Regions from separate parts of the Homo sapiens genome. Here region 1 is linked to region 2. Evidence: chromatin loops called from intact Hi-C (ENCODE). Cell type or tissue: CD14-positive monocyte. All regions are shown on one strand. Each heading gives the region's core, and the rest is flanking DNA. Links, peaks and the distances in the headings are about the cores only. Region 1 holds the start of RPTN (repetin). Region 2 holds the start of LOC101927949 (a long non-coding RNA gene).

What was found. Hi-C counts contacts between places; a loop is a spot of excess contacts. Peaks named below come from ENCODE experiments on the same cell type or tissue, not always from the same donor. Only the 100,000 strongest peaks of a DNase experiment are listed, where the experiment ranks them.
Region 1: a loop joins it to region 2, with 5 times the contacts of the local background. A loop is called at or near these places in 5 of 110 quality-filtered maps.

The regions. Positions count from the first base shown.
Region 1 is chr1:152,159,033-152,171,215 of GRCh38, reverse strand. It overlaps RPTN (repetin), which reads left to right and starts at 11,988. Exons shown (of 3, transcript NM_001122965.1): 1 at 11,988-12,032. RefSeq lists an enhancer at 2,461-3,660. In CD14-positive monocyte, for the core only: no CTCF peak of the experiment used is centred there; DNase peaks (open chromatin) are centred at 5,335, 5,745 and 6,495; H3K4me3 peaks cover 1,281 bases; H3K27ac peaks cover 1,676 bases.
Region 2 is chr1:152,045,436-152,057,618 of GRCh38, reverse strand. It overlaps LOC101927949 (a long non-coding RNA gene), which reads left to right and starts at 7,732. Exons shown (of 4, transcript XR_922147.2): 1 at 7,732-7,803; 2 at 9,185-9,346; 3 at 9,711-9,797; 4 at 9,882-10,330. RefSeq lists enhancers at 4,919-4,968, 4,521-5,077, 7,458-8,019, 9,206-9,525, 8,898-10,097. In CD14-positive monocyte, for the core only: CTCF peaks have their summits at 4,682 and 4,886 (motif pointing left); a DNase peak (open chromatin) is centred at 4,868; H3K27ac peaks cover 912 bases; H3K27me3 peaks cover 1,129 bases.

The DNA.
Region 1 (12,183 bases), core at 4,406-6,905, 110 kb before region 2:
TGAACAAATATGTACTAATTCAAGTGACGGTAATAAGTGCCAAGAAGAAAAATAAAGCAGAGTAGTAGAATGGAGAATTAGTGGGAAAAGTTTGCTATTTACAGGATGGCCAGAAATTTTTCTGATAAGGTGACACTTGAGTAAATACTTGAATTAAATGAGGAATTAAATCATGTGACTGAGGGAACAGTATTTCTGTGGAAACAGCAACTACAGAGGCCTTGAAGTAGGAGATTCTTTGTCATCACCTTCTAGTTAACTTTTTCTAATATTTCAAAATTACTTCTTACTTATGGGTTTTGGAGGCCAAAACTGCACTCAGTATTTAAGAAGCCAGTCCACTAAAGACTTTTTATAATGATGATGATAAAAAATAATCATAGTTTACATTCATTGAGGGCTTACTATGTGCCAGTCACTGTATAAGCTCATCCAGCTCATAAGCACCAGAGCCAGCATTCAAACCCAGGCAGTCTGGCTCTAGAGCCAAGTTAGCTAAGAGTATTTCTGTTTCATTTTCTGTACACAGTTCAGTGGCATCCATCATTTGGTTCTCCTTTTTAAGTTATTCACCCGAAGGCATTTCCCAGAGCATGCTGTACGTTAGGAGCTGAGCTGTGAGCTGGGCAAACAAAGATGAATAAACCATCAATGGAGCCCTTAGGAAGGCCACAGCTCTGCATGGAGGACAGGCAAGCCAGGAGAGCAGCACAGAGGATGAGTGCTGCACAGGAGGTGGCAACACAGTGCCGGTAGACACAGCCAAGAGGTTAGCAGACAGATGGACACACTAAGGCACGTGCTCAACAGGCAGTACAGTAATTCCTGGGCCCCCCTTTCCTGGGTCAGAGCCCACTGTTCCATATGGATAATTTGGGTGGGTTTCAGTAAAAATAATAATCATGCTAAGACATCTACGAACAGAAAAATAATATTGAAAGCAGCTAACCTGTCCTGAGTGCCTACTATGTGCCAGCAGAGTTCTCAGCCCCTTGTTTTCATGAAAACTCCATGCTGTGACAGAGATAAGAGGCCCTATAAAGGCCAGCGTCTTGTATGTTCACAATCTAAAGATGGATGCTTACTGAGTAATAGGAAGAGAAAAGGTGGATATCAGGTCTGTTGAGATAAGCCTAGAACAAAAGTACTGGCCTAATATTATGGGCAAGAATTCCTACATTCTGGGAAGACTGAGGTAGAGAGACACTAACATGAGACCAAGATCCTATAATAAAATCAAGCAAAAGCTGGTTTTTCAAAGGAAGGACTCTGCATGAAGCTGAAGCTGCTGATCTAGTATCAGAGACTGGGCCACCCATACAAGGAGGCACAAGGACTACTTACTGGTGAAAATGTAAGAGTGTAACAAGTGAGCGACTGGATTACAGCTGAATCAGCATATACAGATTGCAGCGCAGGTTAACATCTACTTTAGTATACAGTGTTAAGTATGCAAGTGTTGCAGTGTCTGCAACACTTCTGTCAGCCTCCCTTCTCACTTTTTCTCCCCTATCCTCCCCTAAGCCCTGAAACGTGCCATCCTCCCCTTCCCTCTTCTCCTGGGACAGGAAAGTGCTGCTGATTCTGATGCTTCACAAAGGTAATGATTTATTCATTCTCTGCCTCAGAATGAGTCCTTCAAGTTTGATGGCAGTTTGCAGAACCAGGAATGGAAACCAGTTCTTCTGACCCCAGATTCAACTTCTCTTCCTGACAGTGCAGTTTCATGTGCTTCACACTACATTCCTCACTAAATATATTATTTCGCACTTGCCAACAATTACAATTCATATCATTTTCCTGCCCATTCTGGACTAAAGAGAGATGTTCACCCAAAATCACCACTGAACAAATAATGGAAATGATCTTCCCCTGCTTCCCTGTCTTTCTCCCACCCCATTCATAGTCATTCCCTTGTGGAAATTTCCCACCTCCTGTTCTGCAAGATGCATTGCTCTCCAAGAAGCATTTGATGAGAGCCTTACCCATGATGCTAGGTGGCCACGGGAATGTATTATGAAAGGCCAGGTTATGGCAAAGATGAGAGTGTAGCTTTAAACAAATTCTATAAAATGTTATACTCTCTGTAGTCCACATCCTCAAGACTTAAATTAACAGCACAAATCTTATTAGCCTCACAAAGTTCCTTCATTGTTTCTCAAATAGCATAGTTCAGGGAGCATCTCACCAGTGTGGGTGGCCAATGCATTAAATCATAAGAGCAATTAATCTCTGTTCATAAAGTACTTGAGCTCCTGACACATCCTATAAATGTAGGCCTAAATAAACTCAGGAGTGTGCCCAAGGAGGTCAAGATCTCTGATGCTCAATGAGTTTCCAGAAAGGAGATAACAGCCAGGCTACCTTGGAAGGGAAGGAGAGCAACACACTGAATGCATAACCCCCCATGCCAGGTACTAGGCTAGGCACTCACATATTCGAGCTCATTTAATTTCTTCAACAATCCTGAGAAGAACTGCTATTCCCTTGCAGATCTGCCTGACCTCAGAGTCATGTTCTCTCTGCCTTGGACTGGATCCATAAATGTGACAAGAGGAAAACATAGAACATAGAGTCCTGGGACAAGTATACATGTCATATGCTTGTGTTAGAAAGTCTGAATTCTGACTATAGTTTTGCTATTAACTTGTGTGACCCTGCATGACCTTGCAAAAATCACACTGTCTCTCCTGAGACAACTTTTTGCTTTTCAAAGGCAGGAAAGCTCTGGATACTTGAAACAGTACTGTGGAGCCTGAGAGGTTTGAGATGACAGGGAACCTCCCTGTACTCACCTTCAGCAGCCCAACTCCTCGTGGCACAGAGATGGGGCATGAACACCCTGCAGAGGGGACTCCCAGCCTCTTCTCTTGCATACAGCAGGTGCAGCCCAGGTAACATGTCGCAACAAAATCCTTCCTGGGCCTCTCCCTTTGCTTCCACTTTTTCTCCCCTATCCTCCCCTAAGCCCTGAACCATGCCATCCTCCCATCCCCTCTTCTCTTGGGACAGGAAGATGCTGCTAAGTCTGATGCTGCAGAAAGCTGATGATTTCTTTTCTGCAGGGTGACTGGGGCCATGTGGAGCATTTGTGACCACAATAAAGAGATTGAAGATTAAAGGAGGATGATTAGGCAGAATTCCCATGGCAAAGTGGTGTGGTAATTTAGCCAAGTCATGGCTCAGGCATGCAGAAGGGTGTGAAGCCACTGTGGTGTAAGCATCAGGGGCAAGAGCAGCAGAAGAGAGAGCACTTGTCTGGGCTAGTCCCACTGTGTGAGAAGAATTGATGATGATGAAATTTTGTTCTTACTCCAACGTGGCTGCAGCTCTGCCATAAGCTCTTCCCAGAATCCTTTTGACTGTTAACAGTTCTATCTTCCTCACTAAGCATTCGTCAGGAAGATAAATGAATAAGTGAATCAATGAACTAGGCAACCAGTGGAGAAAACTCTTACTTGATTTCCAACCCCTCGATCATATCTTCTTGTTTCTTGACTACACCAAGATTTTGCTAGGTGGACATGACAAGTAGGTGTATTATGCAAGCATCAACTGCCCCCACTTATGGGACCAGGCAATAAACCACAGAGGACTGGGGACAGCACCCCTCCCCAGTCCCAGATAATCTCCACCAAAGCCCTTACACCATCCCCTAGTAGCCTCTACTACTCTCGCTGTGCTTTACTGGCAAAGACCTCAGAAGGATTACTTTCCTTACTCAATCCCTCATGAAAGCTCCCTGGCATTACCTGATTTTCTCTCCCTGCTCTCTCTGCCTGCTTTCTCATCCCTGCCAGATGCCTGGATCTGGCATCCTACTATGCCTGACAGCTAAGGGAATAAGACACAGGCATGAGCTTCTTGGGGACAGTGGGCCATCTGCTCCTCTGGGGAGTCTTTGAATTGACACCTACAAAGAATGGACTGGGCACTGACCTACCTGGGTCAGAAGCAGGGCAAGATGATCTTTAGAAGCCCTGATGAATCTGCTTCTGACCAATCACTGCTTTCAACTTGCCTGCTGCTCCCGGTACACATGACCACATTCAGCTTCCCTGCTGGTGACAGCTGGGGCTCTTGGGCTGTGCCTCAAGTCCCACCTCTCAGTTTGGCCTGGAAACTTTAGCATCCAGATATTTCTGGAGAAACTAAAGCAGTTCCTCTGTTATTTCTGCATGTAAACTCTTCAAGATACCAGCAGCCATCTCCCAAACCTCCTGAAATTATCACAGCCCACCACTGGTTCATCTACCAACACCATCTTCCTGCCCCATACTCTGTAAGGCTCTAGAATTTTCACACATTATTCTTTTTTATTTCCAAGAGCCAACAAGTTGCAAATAAGTTCTAAATCCCAAAAGAATACTGCTCAGGGGGCATGGACTTGTGGAGGTGAAACATCATCCAGTTCAGTCACCTACTGGGGTCCCAGCACTATGGCAGGGCTCATGGGAGAATCAGAAGGAGAAATCAAGGACTCTTCCCTCAGAGAATTCGTCATCTAATTCAGAGGCAAGAATTATACATAGGCAACAACAGAGAGTGCTAAAGAGCCACAAGAAATAAAAGCCTAGTTATATGTTTTAGAATCTCAGTCTACCACAGGCATTGGAGCTAGAGAGAGCCAGTCAGTCTCACATTTAAAGAACACCTACCTTGAGGACGACAAAGAGAGCTTATAGGAGACAGAGAGAGAAAGGAGGAGAAATCTTTCCTTCATAGTGAGGAAGAAAAATGTGGTCTGGAGGCAGGGAACATAAGGCCGATTCCCACTTCAGCTATGAGAGGAAATATTCTCTCCATAGTGCATACACCAAGTAAATGACTTTGTAACTTTACTTCATCCTCTTCATTTACATAGGGTGTACCCCAAGTAGAGGTTATTAAACTCCCAAAAAATCTGTAACAGGGCCCTTGAGCCCCTATGTTCAGGCCCGCTCCACACTATGGAGTGTTCTTTCATTTTCAATAAATCCCTTTGTTCCTTCCTTGCTTTGTTTGTGCATTTTGTCCAATTCTTTGTTCAAGATGACAAGAACCTGGACACCCTCCACTGTTAACAATAGAGCTCAAGTCCAGTGAGATGGACAGGCAGAGACCCAGCCATCTATAAGAATACAAAATAGAGCATTATAAACACCATGAAATGACTGCAGAGGATGCAGGAAGAAAGAGGAGAGTCTGACTAGGAAGACTCAGAAGTGTTTTCATAGAAAAGGTAAGTATTTAGATGTGTTTACATGGCTAGAATTTAGATAGAAGATAGGGAGAGTAGGATCCAGGAAGAAGAAGCCAAGTGAATAAAAACAGAAACAGGAAGTGGAGGGTTGACTTAGAGAACATCAAGAAGTCCAGTGTGGTTGGAAAGAAGAATACATCACTGAAAAAAATCTGCTTGCCATGGAAGGCCTTGAATAGCATGTTAAAGTTTTGGGGCTTGATTCTTATGGAAAATTATAACCCTTTATTCTTAAAGGACACGATAACCCTTCTTGAGAAGAGAGAATTCCTCTGAGAATAGTGTGGAAAATAAATTAGAAAGGAAGATTAGAGGCAGGAAGATCTATTGATACTTACACAAAAGTCCAAGCAAATAGTAACCAGGACCTCTCCTGAGAGATGGCAGGAATAAAGATGACGAGGGGAGAGAGAAATGAAACAAGTTTTTACAGAATCTCAGAGCACGAGAGACCTCTGGAGACAAAGACTTTCAGAGGCGGAAGTCATCCAGTTCATCCAGCTGTGACTTCAAACCTCTTCCTCATTTTATAGATAAGGGGGGAAATAAAGTCACAATGTGGAAGTGTCTTTCCCAAGTTCACTTGAAAGTGAATTCAGGGCCCTGGAGAGAAGCCAGGGCTTCCAAGTCTCAATTCAAGGGATCTCTGGTGCACCAGGGTGAGGAAAGGCCAGGAAGGGCTACAAAGAAAATCAGCAGGAGACCTGACTGTTCTTGAAAGGGGAACAGGCAAATGCCTGAACATTGGCTTCCACATACCATCATCCCTAAATTCACCTCTTCCCTTCCTGATGGAATTGACCAGGGGAGGGGTGGCAGTGAGAGAACTGAAAACACTGATGGCACCCCAAAGGAATTGCTAAGAATCCCTAAAATACAATGGGAACATCACAGATTACAAAGCTATTTACCTATCTTCCCTACCCCATTTCCTCCACTCCCACTTTACCTCAAGACATATGCATTCCTTTAGTCAACAAACCTTTATCAGGTGCCTACTACTGTGGGTTTTCTGGCAGCTGCTGGATCATAAGGTTGTGCAAGACCTTTGGGAGATTCAGAGCCACAGTTCAACTCCACAGCCCTTGCCTCTGCCCAGCTGTGTCTTGGCCAGGCAGGTTTAGCCTGTTGGTATCCTCAAGTCAAGGCTTTTAAACCAACCACCCTGCTCCAGAAATTTCTTTTAAAAAAACTCAAAACAGTTTGGCAGTTCCTCAAAAAGTTAAACACGGAGTTACCATGTGACCCAACTCCACCCCTAGGTGCATGGCCTAGTTGCAGAGGACTAAAAACATACATCCGCACAAAAAGTTGTCCATGAATGTTCACAGCAGCATTATTCAAATAGCCAAAAGGAGGAAACAGCCCAAATGGCCACCAATGGATGAATGGATAAGCAAAATGTGACACATTGTCTATTCTTATAATGGACTATTATTCAGACTTAAAGGAAAAGAAGTGCTAAAACCTGCTTCAACATATATGAACCTTAAAAATATTATGTTATGTGAAATAAGCTAGTCCAAAAAAAGGCCACATATTATATGATTTCATTTGCATGAAATATCCAGAATAGGTAAATCCATAGAGACAGAAAACAGATTAGTGGCTGCCAGGGGCTGGAAGAGGGCAGAATGGCAGATTACTGCTAATGGGGACAGAATTTCTTACAGGGGGATCTTGGCAATGGCTGAACAATACTAGATAACATTGAATCGTACACTTTAAATGGGTGAATTGCATGGTATGTGAATTATATCTCAATAAAGCTCTTTAACAAAAAGTAAAAGAAGAAACTCAGAAACCTGACCTGAATGATCCAAATTCTGCCATGGTCAGCCACTTTGAAGATCTCAGATTTGGTCTGTAGCCTTATTAACCATGTGCTAGGAATTACCTAAAATTCCATGGGCTGTGTTAGCAGTGATTTCTGACATTTTCTAGTTCCTTTTATCGTGGGGAAGATAGGGCCTGTGATGTTGGGGAGAGGAGCAATGCTGGCTCTTGTATCCAAAAACAAAAGCCTACAGTAGAAGAAAAGGCTGGGCTGCAAGCTGGGGAGGGGGAGCACAGCTCCACGCTGAAACCTGTGCACTCAATCCCCAGGAAACCTAGGCTTCCTTCCTTCAGCTCAGAACACATTTTCTGACGGAGTAAAAATATCGCTGATATCAGCGTCACCTTCAGAAACCACTGACTCCCACAGATGTTATTAAAAGCGAAATGGCCTATAATTAACAGGGCAGTAATTCACCTACAAGAAAAGATTTTTAAATGGGAACTTATTTGTGCAGTTGATAATAAATTACCTTTCAATATCAAGAGATCTCAAAGAGTTTTATGTCTATTAATTAGTTGTGCTCCTCTCCAGGGGAAGGTGTTCATTTGCCCCATCTGCAGTTTATCCACCTGCTTAATGCCAAAGGGCTAATCAAGAAAAAAGTGCCTGCCCCAGCGTTACACAGGGGTCTTCCCTTATAATAAAATAGCCATCCTCTGGATCCTGTAGGATTCATCTCAATAGAAACCCAACATCTCAAAAGAAGGAAAAAGGAAGTCTGAGAGTTTCATGATAATTATCCTTAATGATTTGGCCAAAATATGACAAGGAGACTCCCTGAAAACTCTATTAGCTCAAAACAGTACCTGTCACACCCACTAGGCACATCTGCATCCTAAGAGAAATGGACAGCAAAGGCTTACAGTAGGATCAAGAACTGCAGGGAATGTGCAACAAGTGGAACTTCTTCAGTCTCATGTCAAACCAGTGCCCAGAGCTGTCAATTGTAAAGAGAGAAGGGTATTTTTTTTCTCCGTGGGTTTTGTTTCTGTAAATAGAAGCATCTGTCTTATCTCCCCAAATAGATTACAAAGTCCTTTAGTGTTGAAATCATCTAAGTTCTGGAGAAGCATAAGAAAATAATAAATATTTGACTGGTTAAGGGTCAGGAGATTCTCATTTCAAGGTCAGATTCCTTCACAGTATGTCATAAGGAAGTTACCCTGGTCTTACTCACTTCAGTCTATGTGGAAAGTTATTTCTCTCATTGGGGAGGGAGTAATCACCAGTCCTGTTCCAAAAGAGGCAACATAACATAGGGATTGCAAACAAGGGCTTTGGAATCAGGAAGACATGGGTTCAAGCCTCAGCTCAGCCAGTTGCAAGTTGTGTGACCTTGAGCAAGTTATTTATCCTTTTCTGAGCCCCAGTATCTTTGTTTGAAAAATGAAGACAATATTCTCTGCCTCATGGAGTTTTTGTGGGAATTAAACAAGATAATAAGTTTATAGATTTGGAATATTAGACCTTTGTCAGGTGCATAAGATGCAGCTGGAGGCCATTATCCTAGCAAATCAGTACAGGAGCAGAAAACCAAATACCACATATTCTCACATATAAGTGGGAGCTAAACATTGGGTACTCTGGAACATAATGATGACAACAATAGACACTGGGGACTACTAGAAGGGGGAAGAAGGGGAGAAACGATTGAAAAACTATTGGGTGCTATGCTCACTATCTGGGCAATGGGATTATTCATATCCCAAAGCTCAATGACAAGCAGTATACCCATGTAATAAACCTTCACATATACCCATGGAATATGAAATAAAAATTGAAATTATTTTTAAGGAGATAATATATATAAAATGCTTAATGCAGAGCCTAGCACACAATAAGATTTCAATAAATTGTAGCTTAAAAACATCTTGCCTTTGAGACCAAAGGTCACACTACAACATGACTGCATTTAAGCTGCAAAACACACTGAAAAATAATTTTTTAAAATAGTGTAGGTCCTCATGAAATTTATAAATGTTAATGAAGAAACAGGATACCCATAATTGACTTCTCCATTTTCCACAGAGAAAGACTGAGAAGCACAAATTCTGAGGCCTTTATCGAATATCTGAATAGAGCAATGTTTAAATATTACCTCTAAAGCCACTGTTAACCTTAAGATTGGCATGACAGAATCTCAGAATGCCAACACCAAAATAAAGCTCCAACCCTCTCCTTTTACAGATAAAGAAACAAAGGTCACATTTCATGATTCCTTCAAAGGTGTTTTATTTCAATCCCAGTGGCATTGAAAGTTCTTTAAGGACAAAGACTACATTTTATCTCAGTGCCCACAAAAGGGCGCCCTCTGTATGGTCACAAATACTAATTGATTAACTGATTGGCTGATCAACATAGTTCTCTGCCTATTCTATCGGAGTGTATTAAGTGTTAAATGAATGCACACATAGCGGATCCTACTCTTAAGAACATAATCTTTCTCTCACTGCAACATCAAACAAACAGAACTGCCTGTCTAACCAAAAGAAACAGTTGCTAGAGAGCCATGGAACACGCCAAGAGAAAGGGGACACAGCATTGTTGTTCTGTTTCCTGATGGCTATTGTCTTCAACCCCTGCCCATCCCACCCCTACTCCTCTTATTTGCCTCTGGGGACAACCAAATCTTCTCTAGGTCTTTTATTCTAACAGGTGAGAAGAGACATAACTGAAGAGCACTAAGTAGAGATGCAAAAGTATAAGGAGAACCTTAATGTGACCCAGCCCTCAGAATTTATGAATAGACTTAAGAAAGTCCTGACTTGTGCTGGGAGACCCCAAACAGCCAAGGATGCAAGCTGGAGGGATGATAACAAGACTACAAAAGGCAGAGACCCTGGGAAATGCCAATAGAAGCACTAGATCTTAGACCCAGCAGTCCCCCTTCAGAAGTTACATTTCTTCAGTGTACCATAGTTCTACTAGTTATCTAGACTTAAAGACTTGGAATCTCACCTAATGTTCCCACTTTCCCTGCCCCTCTTCTAATCTGTCCCCAGACCTCATCCCTTTATCCCTGCTATTATCCATCTACCTTCCTATAGTTTTGAACTACTGCGTCCAGGTCGAAGTCCTTGTCACTTCTCACCCATGCCATATAATAGACTCCTAACTGGTCTCACTGCCCAGTACTCCTCTGTCCAATTTATCTTGTACACCACAGTTTAGGGTGACCAACTCGGTCCAGATTGCCCAGAATTATCCCACTGAAAGTCTCATGTCCTGGGAAACTCCTTAGTGCCAGACAAACTGAGACATCTGACCAACTACAACAGAGCCATTAGATTCTTCCTCTAAATAATGCTTTGATTATGTCACTTTTCCTAGCCAAAACCCTACTTCTGCTTTCTCATTAAAATAAACCCTAAAGTAGGCCCCAAATCTGCCTCAGAGAATGTCTCAGAAAGCATATCGGTCTGGAGTGAGGAAACAAGTAAACCAGGCCTGGCTTTAGTCATAGCCCGTGAAACCCTTGGCAAATACAGTCAATCTAGCTGAACCTCAGTTTCCTCATCTGTAAAATTAAGAGGCTAGATTTCCCTTTCAGTTCCAAAATTTTCTAAGTCTACTCTTTTAAATCCCTCTGCTCTTTTAAATCCCTCTGCTCAACACAGACTTACCAGCTCACTCGAATCCAAACTCTCACCTTAGTACCTTTGATTCTTCCCTTCTCCCCACTCAGAAGTTCTTTGCTTTCTTCTCTGCCCACCTGAATCCTTTCAGGAACAACATGAAGCTCACCTCCTAAGGGACGTCCAGGCCCAGCCATGAGGACTCCACATGCGCCTAGGTTTCTAATACTCAGCACTTAGCATGTCCTATCCCTGGAGTTCAAAATATTTTTCTATGTGAAGCTTCTTTATTCCAACTAAACTAAAATCTTTCTGCACTGTTGTGATTCCCTTGTAGAATCCTGAACACATAGTAAGTAATAGTTAGTGTTATTAATAATAATGGATTGGCTGATGGATACATAGGAAAAAGTCCAAACAGGGATCTAGATGTGAGACAAACGTAGAAATACAGGTGAGTCTACAGCTTTTTGCACCTTACATACAATTCTTCAGTGCTTCCATAATCCAATAATTCCTTTACCCCAAAAATATTCACTAAGAATTTCCCATGCTCAAGACACTGTGCTGGCATCCAAGGGCACGGAGATGGGAAGTGAACAGAAGCTGGGGTCTCTAGCAGCATTTCTCTCTCACAGATATCATAAACTTCCATGATGTCCCTCAATTCAAACTTTTTAGTAGTAAGTCTTAGAAGGCTTAAGTGGTAGAAGTTGCACCATTGGAGCCCCTCATCCCCAAAACTGACCATGTATCTACTTCTCCCAACTAGCCTGTGGAGCTGTTAAATGAAAAAATAATAGTAATTCAAAATAAGTTAATAGGTTAATAGCCAAATATCTACCAGCACAAGAAAAAGGTTAGTCTAAAAGAAACCTCTTCCAGGAACTATATTCTGGCCAAATAAATAGAATCTCTAGTTCCAACTTTGACATATGTTTGTAAGTGACCACATAGATAGCATTCTTCAGTATGAGCTGACTGTTGCCCTCTATTAGTATTGGCAAGTGACATATATTAAGGATGAACTCAGCCAACACCTCTGTCTTTTGGGACCCTCACAGCACAAATACATACACATACACACACATTCTCTTAATTAAATGGGACTGGGACTTAAACAGCGTCACCTACTGTAGTGACAAACAGGTTCATGAGCAAGTGGGGGAAGTAAATAAACCAAACAGTTTGCAGAGGGAGAGGTCAAGCTGGGCTGAGCTGGGCTGGGACCAGAGTGATTCAGGCTTTGCCACAGAATGGGTGTCTCCTGGGATGGCCTGGTAGGATAATTAAAACCCCTATAAATAGGATGAGTTTTTAGGTCCCCAGTATCCTCTCTGACTCCTGAATCTTCTGCTCCTTCCTCCTCAAGCAGGTAAGACATGCATAGGGGAGCATTGGTAGTATCTACAAGGCTCTCAAGAGCCCTATAATGCACCAGGCTGGGGAGGTCTGAGACTTAATTCCTGTGGGTAACAGCTTTGGTTACCTTCTGCTTCCTTTTTCTGGCTCTATCTGAGAATATG
Region 2 (12,183 bases), core at 3,364-5,863:
AAATAATATTACCTACTGAGATAATGCATTAAATGCTTCATACAATGCCTACCATACAGAAAGATAACTCTAAATATATGTTAGCTAATATCTTTTTAAATATTTTTATGTAATATATATGAACTCTATTCACTTTAGAAAACACACATATTTTTAAGTAGCATGAAAGATTCTAAAAACTGATCATGACACAATTAAAACTTCAATAAATTCCAAAAAGCATGCCGGGCATGGTGGCACACGCCTGTAATCCCAGCACTTTGGGAGGCTGAGGTGGGCAGATCACTTGAGGCCAGGAGTTTGAGACCAGCCTGGCCAACATAGTAAAACCCCGTCCCTATTAAAAATACAAAAATTAGCCAAGATCACACCACTGAATGCCAGCCTAAGTAGTGGAGCAAGACTTCATCTCAAAAACAAACAACAACAATTTTTTTAATTCCAAAAGCATACATAATGCAAGTAACATGTTTGATAATAATGCAATAAAACTAGAAATTAATAATAGATGAATATATCAAAAATACTTGAAATTTTTAAAACACTCCTAAATAACTCAAGTTTAAAAAGAAAGCAAAACTGCAAAAAAGACTGCATTTTTTAAATAACAATTAAAAGTCACTAAATATTAAAGTCTAGAGCTGCAGCCTTAAACACTTTATTTACTAAACAAGAGGGAGTAAATAAGGAATAAACTAAGTATTCAATTCAATAAGTTAGAAAACTAAGACACAAAACAGACCTAAGAAAAGCAGGAAAATGGAGTATTAGTTAGCTTTTGGAAAGAAGGAAATCTGGCTGGGCTCAGTGGCTCACACCTGTAATCCCAGCAATTTGGGAGGCTGAGGCAGGAGGATCACTTGAGGCCAAGAATCTGAGACCAGCCTGGGCAACATAGGAAGACCCTGTCTCTATATAAATAAATAAGAAAAGAAGGAAATCCTGCCATTTGCAACAACATGGATACAGCTAGAGAACATTACAAATACTGTGTGATTCCACCTATCTGAAGTATCTAAAATAATCAAACTCACAGAGGCAGAGAATAGAATGACGGTTGCCAGGGGCTGGGAAGAGGAAAAAATGAGGAATTATTTTCAATGTGTATGAAGTCTCTGTTATGCAAGATAAGTAAGTTCTACAGATCTAGGTAAAATATAGTACTTATAGTGAACAATATGGTATTGTACACTTTAAAATACATTAAAAGAACATTTCTCATGTTAAGTGTTCTTACCAAAAATAAAACACAAAAGAAAGCAAGGAAATTTTTGGAGGTGATGGATATGTTCAGTGTGGTTGTGGTGATGGTAATCACGGTGTATGCATATGTCCAAACTCATCAAGATGTACACATTAAATATGTGTGTTTTTAATATGCCAATTATACTTCAATAAAATTTGTTTAAAAGAAAAGCAGGAAAAAGAAGATTTTTTTTAAGTAGAAATTCAAGAACTAGAAAACAAGATATTGTGGCCAAGTCGTTAAGGCAATGGACTAAAACACAGAATAGCCATGGAATCGATGAACAAGCCAAAGAACTCAAGACATTTAATAAACAATTGAAATAATTAACAAAGAGGAAAAGACTAGCTAGTTAGATAGATAAGTAGGTAGATATAGATGATAGATAGACAGATAGATAGATAGATACATAGATACATAGATAGATACATAGATAGATGTCTATATATCTACAGATAGACACATAGATACCAAAAACATTTAGCTATAGGTACAGAAGAATAGACTTGTAAAAATTATTCTTAGAAAGATAGAACAAACACAAGGAAAGAAAAAGTCTGGGGGGAAATGGATGATTTTTTTAGAAAAATTAATTCAAAAGAAGTATAATCATAACCAATTTTAAAAAATTGTCAAATAACTACCCTCTTACCCTTTAAGCAAGACAGTTTCACAGGTGAATGTTTTCAAACATCCACGGAACAAATCATTCCTACACTATTTAAACCACATCAAAGAATACAAATGTCAAGAAAGATTTACAGTTTTTTCCAAAGGTAGCACAGCCCTAACATCAAAATTCCAAAGCTCCCCAAAACTATAGATCAGTCCTACATATAAAGATAGATGAAAACCCCTGAACAAAATACCCAAGAGCAGTTTTTCTTTTCACTTGGATTCCATGAGCAAACACTCCATGCTACCACATATGGTTCATTTCAGAAAACCCCAGTTCTCTAAAAGAAACCCATTCATGCAACTCATTCTGAACTTAGCAGAGGAGAAAGCCTGTGCAATTATCTCTATGGAGACATGGAATTTTAAAAACACGTTATATGTTTTAATTTAAAATTATGAAAGCACCAGGTGTGGCAGCTCACACCTCTAATCCTAACACTTTGCGAGGCCAAAGCAAGCAGATGGCTTGAGCCCAGGAGTTTGAGAACAACCTGGGCAACATGGTGGAAATCTGTCTCTACAAAAAGTACAAAATTTAGCTGGGCATGCTGGCACGAACCTGTGGTTCTAGCTACTCAGGAGGCTGAGGTGGGAAGATTACCTGAGCCTGGGAAGGTCGAGGCTGCAGTGAGCCATGGTCGCACCACTGCACTCTAGCCTGGGCAACAGAGTGAGACCCTGTCTCAAAAATAAATAAATAAAATTATGAAAAGAGAACTCTACCTAAAATCAACAATGGTAAAACATAGCACTAATTTTAAAATTAAGAAATTTCCTTCATTCCACAAATATTTATGCAGCACCTACCATGTGGCAGACAATGGCAGGGCACAGGATACACAATGATGAAAGAAACAGCTTTGCAGCTCACAGACTAGTGAGGATTGCCATTAAGATTATAAACTATAAGAGTTATGCAGGAAAAGAGTGGGCACTATAAAACAGAAAAACAAGGAGAACAAAATTCAGACTGGAAAAGGGGATAAGAGAAAGCCTGTCTGAGGATGTAATATAAGAACAAGGATATGCTCCGTATCCACAGGATTTTTCACTAATGCTGAAAGAACAGAAAAGAAATAAATTAGGTACACAAATTAGAAAGGAAGAGGCAAAATGGTCATTGTTTAAGACACCAGTATTTCTACCTAGGGCATCTAAGAGAATTGACTGAAAAGGTATGAGATCCACAAAGTTTAGTAACAGGTAGTTATAGAACAAACTTCCCTCAGAAAAGTAACTTTCTTATATATCCATAAAAACCTAATAACTAATATCAGGGAAAGATTCTGCTTATCACAATAGTAACAACAACAATATAATATGCCCTTAGGAGTAATTAATGTGAAATGTGCCTCTGATATAAAACTGGTTTGAAGAACATAAAGGAAACCTGATTTATGTTTCCTTGTTCTGTTCACAGAGCCACCTTCTTCTTTGATGGGAGAATTCACCATCATAAGGATATCAGTTATCCCCTTATTGGTCTATACCTTGAACAGGAACTGTATAGAAATGAAGTGTTTGGAACTGTATAAAAATGATTCTAAAATTTATCAGGAAGACTACATAGGCAAGAGTAGTCGGGACAATTTGGGGAAAGGTGTCAATAAAAGGGCTCATCCTATTGTATATTAAAAGTATCCTAAGCTAAAGTCATTAACATACTGTGATACCGGTGGTAATAGGAACGAGAGGAAAAGTCAGTGGAACAATTAAAAGGCCAGAAACATATCCAAGTCCAGCTGTGAGAATTTAGTATTTAATGAAGGAAATATTTCCAAATCTGGAGGCTCACTCTTTGCAGAAGCTTGGCTGGAAAAGAAGCGGGAGACCCCACACAGCTAAACAGAGTCAGGGTAGGGGGAAGGCTGGCGGGCTGGCTTAGGGCTATTTGGTGAGAAGAATGCAATACAGAGCAGAAAGCGGAAGATGCAGGAAACCAAGAGGATCATTGACGAATGAAGAATGAGGAGCTAGGTGGGAGGGCGTGGGGTCCAAGGCCCCGGGGAGGAGCAGGTCCCCTCTGCAGTGGGAGAGGGAGTGCAGATGGCGAAGGTGCGGACAAGGTTGGATAAATGTGCTGCGCAGGGGCAGGGAAGAGCTGGAGGAGTCGGCGCCTAACAGCTGTCTTCCCTGTGGTAGAGCAAACAAGGCCATCTGCCGAGAGACGGAGCAGTGAGGAACATGCTGAATCCTGAGGAGAAAAACACCCGAGTCGCCCTGAGACTTGAAACCACACTGGATGGCAGCTTTATTCCCCCCTCACCCAGCCCTCTCATGCCTCCATCTGAGGACAAGCCCAGCTTCAGACTTTTTAAGTCTCCTCCAAGTTACATGTGTGACAACGGAGTAAAATATATCAACCTGCATTGAACAGAACCCAAGAATAAGAATCTATTCTATGTCCGTCATTGCAATAATCTTCTGTAGAAGCTGAGGGAATGACATTAAACCTCAACTCGTTGAAGGAGTTTCTGGGGGTTTGGGGTTGGTTTAGTTTGGTTTTTGAAACAGGGTCTTGCTCTGTCGCCCAGGCTGGAGAGTAGTGGTGCTCTCTAGGCTCACTGCAGCCTCCACCAGGGCTCAAGGAATTCTCACACCTCAGCCTCCCGAGTAGCTGGGACCACTGTCACCCACCACCACCCCTGGCCAGGAGTTTCTAAAACACAAGATCACTTCAGGTGCGATCTTGTTCTCTCCTGTATTGCAGGAGAGTTGCAAGCATTCGTTCCGTAGATATCGTTACTCTAGCTAATGTATCCTAACTTCTGTCCCTGTCCGTGCTATGCAAACCTTTTCCCAGATGCTCCACGAAATCTGTCTTCACCAGGCCCAGCCAGCTCACCTGCCATGTAAGTAGCCACTCAATTCCTCATTAGTAGCCATCCGGAAAGAACCCGGTGTTGAAGATGTGCGGCCCTCAGAACTTCTTTTTCATGGCTTGTGCGCCACCTGGTGGTGACTGACTGCAATGTCTCATGTAGACCCCGCATTAGGCAACAGGGAGTGGAGAAGAAACCTCACTTCACCGCCCTGGCCTGGACTGATGGTGAGGGGAAAACACAAGGTCTTGGAATTTCTTTATTTTTTTTTTAATTGAGGCAGGATCTCACTGCGTTGGCCAGGCTGGTCTTGAGTTCCTAGGCTCAGGCGATCCTCTTGCCTTGGCCTCCTAAAGTGTTGGGATTACAGACATGAGCCACCACACCTAGCCGCTTCTTGGAATTTCAAATAGACAGGAGATTCTGTCATTCTCATGTTCATCTGTAACTTAGATTTTAAGGCAAAGAATGCTGCACAATCCCCGAACTCAGTTCCTTTGGGGATACAGGGTGGTGTTCCTACTGCATTGTTAGATTGTAAAATTGTAAGAGGCATCATCAATTAAAAAGAAGCAGTTGAGGGCAGGGGGTGACTATTACGTTAAATGAACACTTCAATTTTAAGACACGCCTGGATTTCAGAAATGGTAAAACATATGAATAAATGGGTATTAGAATATGGCTTTCATCTGTGAAATCTGGATAGGAGTGCAGTGTCTGCTACATGTTTATTTCAGCATCAATGATTCTATATTATAGCTAGCTTTGGTGAGCAACTATTTCAAAAATCGCTACCCAGAGGAGTCCTGCCAGCCATCCTGCTGAAAAAAAAAACAGAAAGACCAAGAGAGAAACTGTAAGAATAGGCTGGGCGTGGTGCCTCACACTTGTAATCCCAACACTTTGAGAGGCTGAAGTGGGAGAATCACTTGAGCCCAGGAATTCAAGACCAGCTTGGGCAACATAGTAAGATCTCATCTCTACAAATAATAATAATAATAAATTAGCCAGGCATGGTGGTGCACACCTGTAGTCTCAGCTACTCAGGAAGTGGTGGAATCGCTTGAGTCCAGGAGGTCAAGTTTGCAGTGAGCCATTATCGTGCCGCTGCACTTCAGGCTGAGAAACAAAGCGAGACCCCCATCTCAAAAAAGCTGTAAAAATAATTTGACCTTCCATTAATGGAGTTGTGCAGAGCCGACAGTTGGCAGTTCATTTGCTAGCGACCAAGATTGTAGACTGAGAATGGGCTACCAACTCCAGCCTTTGCTGAGCGGGAACCCACGAGCCAAGAATGAATGCCCCTCCCCACCCCTCCCCTGCCACAGGCACAGGCTCAGGCGTGTGCTTAAGAAAGGAGGAAATGTTACTATAATAACAAACTGTCTCTTCTTACAGAGTAGGACTGCCCAGAAAAATGTCTTGACATGAGTTCAGGGTGGAGGGTGACACCCAGAGGACTCACACAAGCAGTGAAAGATGACTGATAAACTGCTAGTCATGGGAAGAGAGGAATCTGGGTTGCTGGACAGGGGAGGAAAAAAAATAAGGAGGAGTCCACAGGTGGTGGAAGGCTGTGTGAGGTGTGATGTGACCCTGCCCAAGACTCCCAAGTCTTTAACACACACACATACATACATATTTGCATGGTTTTTTTTTGGTGGGAATCTAAGAGAAGAGGCTTAATTACCCATGTCAAGCAGGCAGATAGACCTCACTGGAAGGAGACAGCCGTGAGAATGTGAACCCTGGGGACCCACTGAGATCACCCAGAAGGACTTGGAACTTCTATTGGCATGGATTTAGTGTGGGGATGATTCACATTAATTTATTTACTCTTGAGAGCCAGAGAATCTCTGGATCACACATGGGTGATATATAGCATGGGCTTTTGCAAACTCTCATCCCCCTTTGACTTGACACCTTTAAGCCAAAACTGACCTGCCCATGGATCAAGCACTCAACAGCACTGCTGATACTAATTGACAGATATGGCTGGGACCTTCCTCCCTGCTTTCATCCTATTCCAGTTCCTCCTGTCTGTTGGCCCTCAGTTTGATCTCCTTGTTCCAAACACATTTCTGCCTCTTTGATCTGGTGTGGTATTTTCCCCAGCTCTGACTCCAGTAGTCCCCTATACCAACTGAAGCTCAACCCTCTGATCCATTCTCTAAAGGCCTAGTGTAGCTAAAACCACCTTACCCTGAGGGGGCTCTAACTCCCAAAGCCCCCATGAAGTGGAGCAGGGAGTTGTGACCCTATAAAGTACTATTCTATCAGTCATACCAAAGAGCCTCACCATGGGCTCTGGTGACCACCTCCCTCATAATCCCCTGTTGGTTAGTGAGAATTATTAACATGCAGACTCTTGACCTCCTGAATCAGAGTCTCTGAGTGTGGTGTCCAGGGACCTGAACTGTTAACAAGCTCCCAAGGTGAGACTTGTGCACACTAAAGTTTGACAACCACTACCCTAAACAAGCATGATATTTTTTAATGTTGACACTTGCACAGTGAGGTACGGGATGCTCTTGGTCAATTTAACACTCTGATAAAATAGATTCCAATTACACCATGAAACCATTAAAAATGACAAGACAGAAGAATATTTAATGACATAAAAAGGTATTTATAACAAATAGTTATGTTAAAATAATCAAGTCTTATCCCACTTTAGAGTAAAATCTGAATGTTTATATGCACATAGAATGCAAGTCAGGAAGAACGTAGCTGGAAAATTAACCTGCATAATAAAATTGTCGGTGCTTTATTTTTTTTTTCTATCTACATTTTCTACATTTTTGCAACATGTACACAAGTACATGTGCATATTGTAATGTCCACGGGAGCGAGACTTTGTTTTACCGCTGTTGTTGTTATTGTTTTCCGTTTACTGCAGCACTTTATTTTTCCTTATATTACAACGTGTTGCTGAGGCTTCATGATCTCACATAACAGTAAAAACCAAAATCTGTTCTCATGTTTAGTTGTGCAACAGGAAGAACTGCATCACAGAATATTTTGCAAGAACCTGAATCATCCCATTTGGCTAAAAAGGTATGATATTATTCTTCATCTCTTATAATGTTTATGCACTAAAATTTGCTTGATAACAGTTTATAAGTGGACTAATGCTAAAGACAGGTGTGTGTAACAGGGTGATTAGAAAAAAATAGATAACACAGACATAAAAGCATTCACTGGATCGGCCATTTTAATTAATATTTGTAAATCCACAAATGAAATATTTCGCAATTATGGAACAAAGAAGGTGGTCATCATCTCTTTAACAAAATTATAAGCCATCAAAGTTTTTTAAAGTATTGCATTTGAACAACGCAGATGCAAGAAGAAACAGAAGCAATGCTGAACTAGAACCTATTACAGGTGTATTTGAAATCTGGAGTCAGCTATTTACAAAATGGATATGTGCCAGGTTCATGCATGACAGTTGATGAGCAGTTAACTGCATCAAAATACACACACACACACACACACACACAAAATAAGCAAATATGTGTGTAGCTTCAAATCTAGGAAAATATGGAGTAAAAATTTGGGTTTGCTATATCTAAATTCTTATTATTTCTTTTTTTATTTTCTTTCTTTGGTTTTTTTTTTTTTTTTTTTTTTTTTGAGATGGAGTCTTGCTCTGTCTTCCAGGCTGGAATGCAGTGGCGTGACCTCAGCACACTGCAACCTCCACCTTCTAAGTTCAAGCGATTCTCCTGCCTCTGCCTCCTGAGTAGCTGGGATTACAGACGTGTACCACCATGCCTACCTAATTTTTGTATTTTTAGTAGAGCTGGGATTTCACCATGTTGGCCAGGCTGGTCTTGAACTCCTGACCTCAAGTGATATACCCACTTCAGCATCCCAAATTTCTGGGATTACAGGCGTGAGCCACCACACCCAGCCTATTATTTCTAATACAGTTTTTTTTTTGTTTTTTTTTTTACTATTCTTACTTCTACAAGTTATTTACAAGATGAATCAAAAGATAGATGATAGATAAATAGACAGATACAGATAGATAATTAAAAGCGTCCATTGGACCTAAATGGTAAAAGGTGATTATTTTTCCTGGTATTCTGAGGGTTAAGGCCTCACATGATTCCTGTAACTCTACAAGTTACTTATTAGTTGAGTAAACCTGAAAGAGATTAAGAATTCGGTGGCCTTTGTGAGGCACTGCCCCACCCTGCCCACCAGGCTCTGCCGCTCCATGGCAACTCCAGCCAGCTCCTCCCTCCCCCTGCCACCAGCTGGTGAAGTCACCAGAACTGCCACCCTCGGGCATTGTGGGGCAATGAAGGTGGGTGGAGGGAATGAGGCACCACAACAGTATTTCCCTCTAGCAGCTCCTGGGACTGGGTTTTCTGGCATTTCTATCTCCCCCAAATATCTGTAACAGGCGGTGTTCATATCTCTAAATCAGAGTTCTGGCTGCTGAGGTAGCAGGACTGAGACCGGGGCTGGACCCTGACTGAGACCCAGGAGCCAGCAGCCTCTAGCCACTCCAGTCACAGGCACAGCCCAGGGACCCACCGCCACGCCCTCCTGCAAGATAAAGGAAGCAGCAACTCAGACATCAGGGTGGGTGAGTCACTTCCTGGGCCGTGGCTCAGGGCCTCCACTCTGCTCCAGGCCTAAAACGCCCTTTCTGCTCAGATCACAAAAACCACTCGTTTCCTGTCCACAGCTAGATTTCTTTACTGGCCAGCCTGGCTTGGAGGGAGGTGCAGAGCAGCCAGTCTTAGAGAGGGTACGTCAGGACTCCTCCCTACTCCCACACAGGCGACCAGATCCCGAGGCTGCAGGCAGAGTGTGCCTTTCTGCTGCCCAGCGCCCCCACAGGCCCAGCAGCACACACTGTGATCTTCAACCTGCTTTATTTGTTTCAAGTTTGCCGTTTAAAAGGCAACTTGCTCTAGAAGGGCATTTGCTTTCCTCTCTTCCTCTAGACACACCCACCAAAACACAAGGAGAGGCCCTGAAAAGTAACTGGAAAGTCACAGACCGTTCTGGCAAGTGGAGTTGATGAGAAACAGGTAATTCCTGCTCGTGGGGCTGACTGGTTTTCTGCTTTGGCTCCCAATCAAGAGGTGACTAAACACAGAGGGGAATTTTACCAGGCCCCAGAGACTCGGATTGGAGCGAGAGAGTTCCATGGGCTCAGCTGGGAAATGAGGCACAAGGAGCCAGCCCCAGAACAGAGACCCCTCCAAAGCCAACAGCTCCAGAACCGCCTCTTGCCACAACATTCAATGCCCTGGCTTTGATGTTTTGTGTCTCTTGCTGACTCACAAACTTGGGAGGTAACTGGCTTTCCCTATCAAAAATTACTAACCCTTGAGGGGCAATTTCGCGATAGCTGTCAACATTTTCAATGTTCATAATCTGGACACCATTGATTCTGCCTACTTTCAGGGGTTTTTCCTCAGATATGCCCAGACATACACAGGATTTCTGGATCATTGATTAGGGAAAAAATGATGCCATCTAATTGTCTTTCATCAAGAACCCACTATTTGGCTGGGTGCAGTGGCTCACACCTGTAATCCCAGCACTTTAAGAGGCTGAGGCGGGCGGATCACTTGAGCTCAGGAATTTGAGACCAGCCTGGACAACATGGGGAAACCCTGTCTCTACTAAAAATACAAAAAATTAGCCAGGTATTGTGGCACACACCTATGGTCTCAGCTACTCGTAGGCTGAGATGGGAGGATCACTTGAGCCTAGGAGGCAGAGGTTGCAGTGACCCGAGATCGTGCCACTGCACTCCAGCCTAGGTGAGAGAGTGAGACCCCACCTCAAAAAAAAAAAAAACCTACTATTAGATATTTGATATTCCACCTGTATTATAGAATACTATGTAGTCGTTAAGAAGGTAGAGGCTGAGCACAGTGGCTCCCGCCTGTAATCCCAGCACTTTGGGAGGCTGAGGCGGACGGATCACAAGGCCAGGAGATCGAGACCATCCTGGCCAACGTGGTGAAACTCTGTCTCTATTAAAAATACAAAGAAAATAAGCTGGGCGTGGTGACACACGCCTGTAGTCCAAGCTACTCAGCAGTCTGAGGCAGGAGAATCGCTTGAACCCGGGAAGTGGAGGTTGCAGTGAGCTGAGATCATGCCACTACACTCCAGCGCGATACTCCAGAGCGATACTCCGTCTCAAAAAAAAAAAAAGGAAGAAGAAGAAAGTAGAAAGATATGCACTGGTATACAGATCACTAAGTGAAAACAAAGCAAGTGGCAGATGAGTGTATACAGTGTGACTCCATACTGTGTACATACTCAAACAAAACAACAGTCTTTTAACAACAGAGACACTTTCTGAGAAATTTTGTCATTGTGGAAACATCATAGAAACCTAAATAGTATAGCCTACTACACGCCCAGGCTATATAGTATAGTCTGTGGCTCCTAGGCTCCAAAGCTGTGCAGCATGTGACTGTACTGAATACTGTAGGCAATTATAACACAATGGTAGGTATTTGTGTATCTAAACATAGAAAGGTACAGTAAAAATATGGTATAAAAGATTAAAAATGCTATACCTGGCATCACATGGCATCAGCTGGACTAGCTCCCCTGAGGCTGGAGGATCCACTTCCAAGATAGCTCACTCATGTGGCTGTCACTTTGGTGCTGGCTCTTGATTCTCTTCTACTTGAGCTTCCTCACAGCATGGTGGATGGCTTCCATGAGTGAGTGTCCCAAGGGAGAACCAGGGAGACATCATCTCACCTTTTAACATCAAGTCTGAGAAATCATGTAGCATTATTTCTGAAACAGTCACAAGCCTACCTAGGTTCAAGGGGGAAAAATATAGAACCTACCTTTTGATAGAAAGAGTGTGAAGGTCACTTTGTAAGAGCGTGTGGGAGGCAGATATTGTTTTGCCCATTTGGGGAAAATACAATCTACCAAGCTCCCACCCCAAACAATTCATCTTAGCTAATTAAGGTAATTTCATCCCTTTGGCCAACAATTGGTTCAGGGCTAGGCAGGACTGAACAGTTTTGGGCAGTGAGACTCAAGAGAAGCTTGCTCAGGGTTTTTGAGAAAAAGAAGTTTCTCCCACTTGAACAAGGAAATACATGCTCCTTATGTGCCACCTGCTTCTGGTGGCCATCCTATGATTACAAGGGAAATGTGGATCACGGGATAAAAAGACTGAAGAGCCTTGTCCCTGATGACATCACTAAGATGCTGAATCAATCAGCCCTGGAGACTGCTCTGTCCTGGGACCTACTTTTATGGAGAAAATAAATAATAATTTTATGAATACTGAACCCTATTTGAGTCAAGTTTCTATCCCTTTCATCCAAAATCTCCTTAACTTACCCAGTTTCTTCCTAACATTCTTAACATTGCTGAGCTAACCTGCCCATCCTCAGGCCTTCCAAGAGCAGGAGGTGAGGTATGGGA